Regions from separate parts of the Homo sapiens genome. Here region 2 is linked to region 1. A link is a loop called in an ENCODE intact Hi-C map of the cell type or tissue named here. Cell type or tissue: mammary epithelial cell. All regions are shown on one strand. Links, peaks and the distances in the headings refer to the core of each region. The heading gives the core; the rest is flanking DNA. Region 1 overlaps LOC105377188 (a long non-coding RNA gene). Region 2 has its middle 940 kb from the start of LINC00971.

Region 1 (2,804 bases), core at 47-2,546:
GTTCATGAAAATTTTCTCCCACTCTGTAGGTTGTCTGTTTACTCTGCTGATTATTTCTTTTGCAGCATGAAGCTTTTTAGTTAATTAAGTCCCATCTATTTATCTTTGTTTTTTGTTGCATTTGCTATTGGGTTCTTGGTCATTAACTCTTTATCTAAGCCAATGACTAAAAGAGTTTTTCCAGTTTTATCCTCTAGAATTTTTATGGTTTCAGGTCTTATATTTCAGTTTTTGGTCCTCTTGAGTTGATTTTTGTATAAGATGAGAGATGAGAATCCAGGTTTATTCTTTAATATGTTGCTTGATGATGATCCCAGCACTATTTGCTAAATAGGGTGTCCTTTACCCACTTTATGTTTGTGTTTGCTTTGTCAAAGATCAGTTGACTAGATTTAGCTTTATTTCTCAGTTCTCTATTCTGTTACATTGGTCTATGTGCCTATTTTTATATCAGTACCATGCTGTTTTGATGACTATGGCCTTGTAGTATAGTTGTCAGGTAATGTGATGCCTCCAGATTTGTGTTTTTTGTTTGTTTTTGCTTTGTCTTTCCTTGGCTATGCAGGCTCTTTTTTGGTTCCATATCAACTTCAGGATTTTTTTTTTTATAATTCTGTGAAGAACAATGAGAGTATTTGATGGGAATTGCATCAAATTTGTAGAATTGCTTTTTGCAGTATGATTATTTTTACAATATTGATTCTACCCATCCATGAGCTTGGAATGTGTTTCTATCTATTTGTGTCATCTTTGATATCTTTCAGCAATGTTTTGTAGTTTTCCTTGTAGAGGTCTTTCACCTCCTTGTATAGGTATTTTCCTAAGATACTTAAGTATTTTGTTTTTGAAACTATTGTAAAAGGAATTGAGTTCTTGATTTGATCCTCAGCTTGGTTACTCTTGGTGTATAGTGGTGCTACTTATTTAGATACATTGATTTTTGTATCCTGAAACTTTACTGAATTTATTTATCAGAGCTTTTTTTTTTTTTTAAGATGAGTCTTTAGGGTTTTCTAGCTATACAATCATATCATCAGTGAACAACAACAGAATGACTTCCTCTTTATCAGTTTGGAAACCCTTGATTTCTTTCTCTTGTCTTATTGATCTGGATAGGAGTTCCAGTACTATGTTGAATAGAAGTGGTGAAAGTGGGCATTATATTCTTGTTCCAGTTCTCTGGGGGAATGCTTTCAATTTTTTTTTGTTGTTCAGTAAACTGTTGGTTGTGGGTTTGTCATAAATGGCTTTTATTACCTTAGGGTGTGACCCTTCTATGCTGATTTTGCTGAGAGTTTTAATCATAAAGGAATGCTGGATGTTGTAAAATGCTTTTTCTGTGTCCATTGAGCTGATTATACATTTTTTGTTTTTAATATTGTTTATGTGATGTATTACATTTATTGACTTGCATATGTTAAGCCATCTCTGCATTCCTGGTATGAAACCCACTTTATCATGGTGAATTATCTTTTTAATAAGCTGTTGAATTCACCTAGTATTTTGTTGAGGTGTTTTGCATCTACGTTCATCAAAGATTTTGGTCTGTAGATTTCTTTTTTGGTTATGGCCTTTCTTGATTTTGAATTAGGGTGACACTAGCTTTATACAATGATTTGGGGAGAATTCCCTCTTTCCCTGTCTTTTGGAATAGTTTCAGTAGGATTGGTACCAATTTTTCTTTGAATGTCTGATAGATTCAGCCGTGAATACATCTGGTTCTGAACTTCTTTTTTTGGCAATTTTGTTATTGCCATTTCAATCTCTCTGCTTGTTATTGGTGTGTTAAGAGTTTCTATTTCTTCCTGGTTTAATCTAGGAGGGTGGTAAATTTACAGGAATTTATCTATCTCCTCTAGGTTATCCAGTGTGTGCACATCAAAGTGTTCACAGTAGCTTTGAATGATACATTGTAGTTCTGTGGTATTGGTAGTAATATCTCCCATTTCATTTCGAATTGAGCTTATTTGGATTTTTCTCTTCTTTTCTTAGTTAATCTCACTAATGGTCTATTAATTTGGTTTATCTTTTCCAAGAACCAGCTTTTTGTTTCATTTATTTTTTGTATTGTTTTTGTTTGTTTTAATTTCATTTAGTTCTGCTCTGATCTTTGATATTTCTTTTCTGCTACTGGATTTGGGTTTGGTTTTATCTTGTTTCTATAGTTACTTGAGGTGTGACCTTAGATTATCTATTTGTGCTCTTTTAGACTTTTTGATGTAGACACTTAATGCTATAAACTTTCCTCTTAGCACTGCTTTTGCTGTAAGAGGTTTTGATAGGTTGTGTCACTATTATCATTTAGTTCAAAGAATTTTTAATTTTCATCTTGATTTCATTATTGACCCAACAATCTTTCAAGAGAAGATTATCTAATTTTCAAGTATTTGCATGGTTTCGAGGGTATTTTTTTTTTTTTTGGTGTTGATTTCCAGTTTAATTCCACTGTGGTCTGAGAGAATACTTGATATAATTTCAATTTTCTTAAATGTATTGAGGCTTGTTTTGTGGCCTATCATATCATCTATGCTGGAGAATGTTCCATTTGTTGATGAACAGAATGTATATTCTGCAGTTGTTGGGTAGAATGTTCTGTAAACATCTGTTAAGTCCATTTGTTCTAGGGTGTAGTTGCTGACTTTCTGTCTCAATGACCTGTCTAGTGCTGTCAGAGGAGTATTGAAATTCCCCACTATTACTGTGTTGCTGTCTATCCCATATCTTAGGTCTAGTGGTAATTGTTTTATAAATTTCGGAGCTCCAGGATGGGTGTGGTGGCTGACATCTGTAATCCCAACACTTTG
Region 2 (2,804 bases), core at 299-2,798, 69 kb before region 1:
TCTAACATTTAACAGGCTTCTCAAAATCAAACTTCAGTTTCAAAATTGTCTACAGAGTGCCCCTGAAGCATCCAGAAGAGAGGTAAACAGGATTATTTAACATGTTAAGGTATGTAGGATTGCCAAAATTATGTTTAATCTTCTTTAGGTTATATTTCAGTGAATAATATTAACATATGTTTCAAAATCATATGGGATGTCTAAAATCCTAATGTCTGAGTATATGCCATCAATCATAATTAAAATTATTGTGTTAAACTATTGTAAAACATAAAAATAGACAGATTTGTCCATCACATTTTTAAGTGTAACTACCCTGGATATTTCATCATTCAAACATGATTATTGTCTTGTTTTAGTCCCCTACAAAATATGGTTTATAATCAGCTATAGGACTTTGACAGGTGCTTTAATATGTAGGTTTCTGATAACTTTGGAAATTGTGACATGGGAGTAAAGGAAAATGTACGGGAATCATGAAGAGCTGAAATATTCCTGAATGTCAAATAAGAGTTAACTGCAAGAACTAAACTAATAGAAATCTAAAGTAATCTTTCTTCAGTCGGCTTGAAACGTTGCTAATCCTTGTTTTGTTCTTCAGAGTCAAGGAAACTTTTAACTTATCTACTTTTAACAATTGAGTATACTCCTGTAAACAAAATTTGGAGTATATTTGTTTCTCTCTGCCTGGTTCCTCTACAGTTTTGATTCTTAACTTATGGCAATGTTGTTATTTTCATGAGTGCAATGAGAATCCATTTTATTTTGCAACAGGACACAATTGGAGAAACTGATTGTTTGACCAAGGCTGTGGCTGGACGGATGTGCTTCCCTTTATGGAAATCAAGCTTGACTTGCAAAGCCAATAAAAGCCCATTGAGAGAACTGGCTTCATACCATGTCTACACAGCCTCTGTACAGGGTTCCTAACCTGTGCTGAGTAAAGAATGTCACTTTTTAACAGAGCCAGGAACCCCATGTTCTTGGAACCTCAAAAAAAAAAAAAAAAGGCATTCTCCCAACTCATAGGTATTTGACAGTACAAACCCATGTCTGGGCTTGGCTTTGAAAAGTCTTATCTGAGATTCCTTGTGGTACAGAGTTCCATCAAAGCTAATTTGAAAAAAACTATGTAAAAATAATTATTCTTGCTGTACTTTATGCAAATAATCAGGTCAAGTATACGACTAAATTTTATTTTGCAAACAACTCAGTCCTATCATGGTTTGTATTCAACAAAAACGAGGACTGAAAAGAAAAAAAAAATATGTTTCAAAATTTATTTTATGCTTGTCATTAAATTTAAATCTCATTGGTTGTTTTTTAAGTTCTTGCCCACCTCTTAGACTAACTCTGCTTATTTCTGTAAACCCACCAGCAATCTCCAGTTGTAGTTCAGAAGAAACAAAAAGGGATGGGTAATGTAAAAACCTCTACCATTATTCTACTTATGGGCAATTATCTTGCAAATCCTTTGATGTGATGAGAGTATATATGGTGCCCATAACTCAGAGATTTATTTGTTTGGGAAATAAAACCAAAAAAGTTAACCAAAGCCAAGCCCCATGCACCCAAATCTTAACAGGAATAACTATAGTCACCCGTTATCTGGGCATGTCGACAGCCTTGGGATTTTCAGGCTGTCCTTACCTCCCCCTGGTTTCATTTTAATACATTTCCTTTAATAACCTAAATTGCTTTTCCTTGACTAAAGGCTATCAAGGTCTAAATGGTGATGCAAATGTAACCATACATGGGTGTGCCTTCCTTCCGAGGACACTTAAATCAACACTAGGAGGAACCCTAGCTGCTCTTCCCCTACACTACATCCCTCTCCAAGAGGAAGTAGCTAGAATTTAATACCATTCCCTCTAACAGCAATTAGGATCTCCACTGCTGAGGCAGGAAATGAGAGAGGAGAAAGGAAAAAATTTGATCAGGTAGGCAGTTAGGGTGGGTCCTCTGTTGAATTCTTTCAAACAAAAGAACAGCCTGCAGGCACAAAACGGAAACTTACACAGGGACGCTTGCCTAAGATGTGCCCACAGATACACAGATAAAAAAGGCAACTCAGATGACTTGCCCAGACATGCCCACAATAACAAATTCCTTCCTCTGACACATGCACAGTAAGGGGAACAAAGCAATATAGAATAACTCAAGCTACAGGCCCTCATGCACATTAGGAGGACAGGGTGGAGTTACCAGAAATTTGTGCCTTATGCAAATGAGATGTCCAGCCCTCATTGATTTCTTATAAAAGCCTGTGCATTCAACTGTGAAAAATGCAATCCTTTCCTGGACTCCTCCCTGCTGCAGAGAGCTGTCCTCTTTCTTTCACCTGTTAAACTTCTGCTTCTGCTCTGATATCACCCCTGGTGTGTCTGCCTCCTTGAATTCTTCAGCCATGAGACTATGAACTTTGGGTGTCACCCCAGGCAATGAGTCCATTTCATTCTGATGAGGCTTCAGATGGAACTGAGGAACATCGTATTGGAAACTGGAGTAAATGCTGCGCTTGTTATAAATTGGCAAATATGTTGCCTGAATTGTGGATGCTCAAGGGCTTTGTGGAAGGCCAAATATGAGAGTGAAAAACTAGGATGTCTGGCAGAAGAAATTTCTAAGAAAATTATAGGAGATACAGAGTTACTTCTGGCTGCTTATACTGAGATTCAGGAGCAAAAGAATAACTTAGAACAATTTATAAATAAAAAGGGAAGCAGAGTGGAGAGATTCGAAAAAGTTTCAACCTAGCCACGTAAAGGGTAAAACAAAATGTCTTTAGGAGAGGAAACCAAGGG

What was found. Peaks named below come from ENCODE experiments on the same cell type or tissue, not always from the same donor. Only the 100,000 strongest peaks of a DNase experiment are listed, where the experiment ranks them.
Region 2: it touches region 1 in a loop (6-fold over the local background); 2 of 110 quality-filtered maps call a loop at or near these places.

What each region holds. Positions count from the first base shown.
Region 1 is chr3:84,001,963-84,004,766 of GRCh38, forward strand. All of the region lies in intron 3 of LOC105377188 (a long non-coding RNA gene), which reads left to right. Among named protein-coding and RNA genes, the nearest start is that of LINC00971, 870 kb to the right of the region's middle. In mammary epithelial cell, for the core only: no CTCF peak of the experiment used is centred there; no DNase peak of the experiment used is centred there.
Region 2 is chr3:83,932,579-83,935,382 of GRCh38, forward strand. No RefSeq gene overlaps it. Among named protein-coding and RNA genes, the nearest start is that of LINC00971, 940 kb to the right of the region's middle. RefSeq lists an enhancer at 1,600-2,799. In mammary epithelial cell, for the core only: a CTCF peak has its summit at 1,787; a DNase peak (open chromatin) is centred at 2,073; H3K27ac peaks cover 2,434 bases.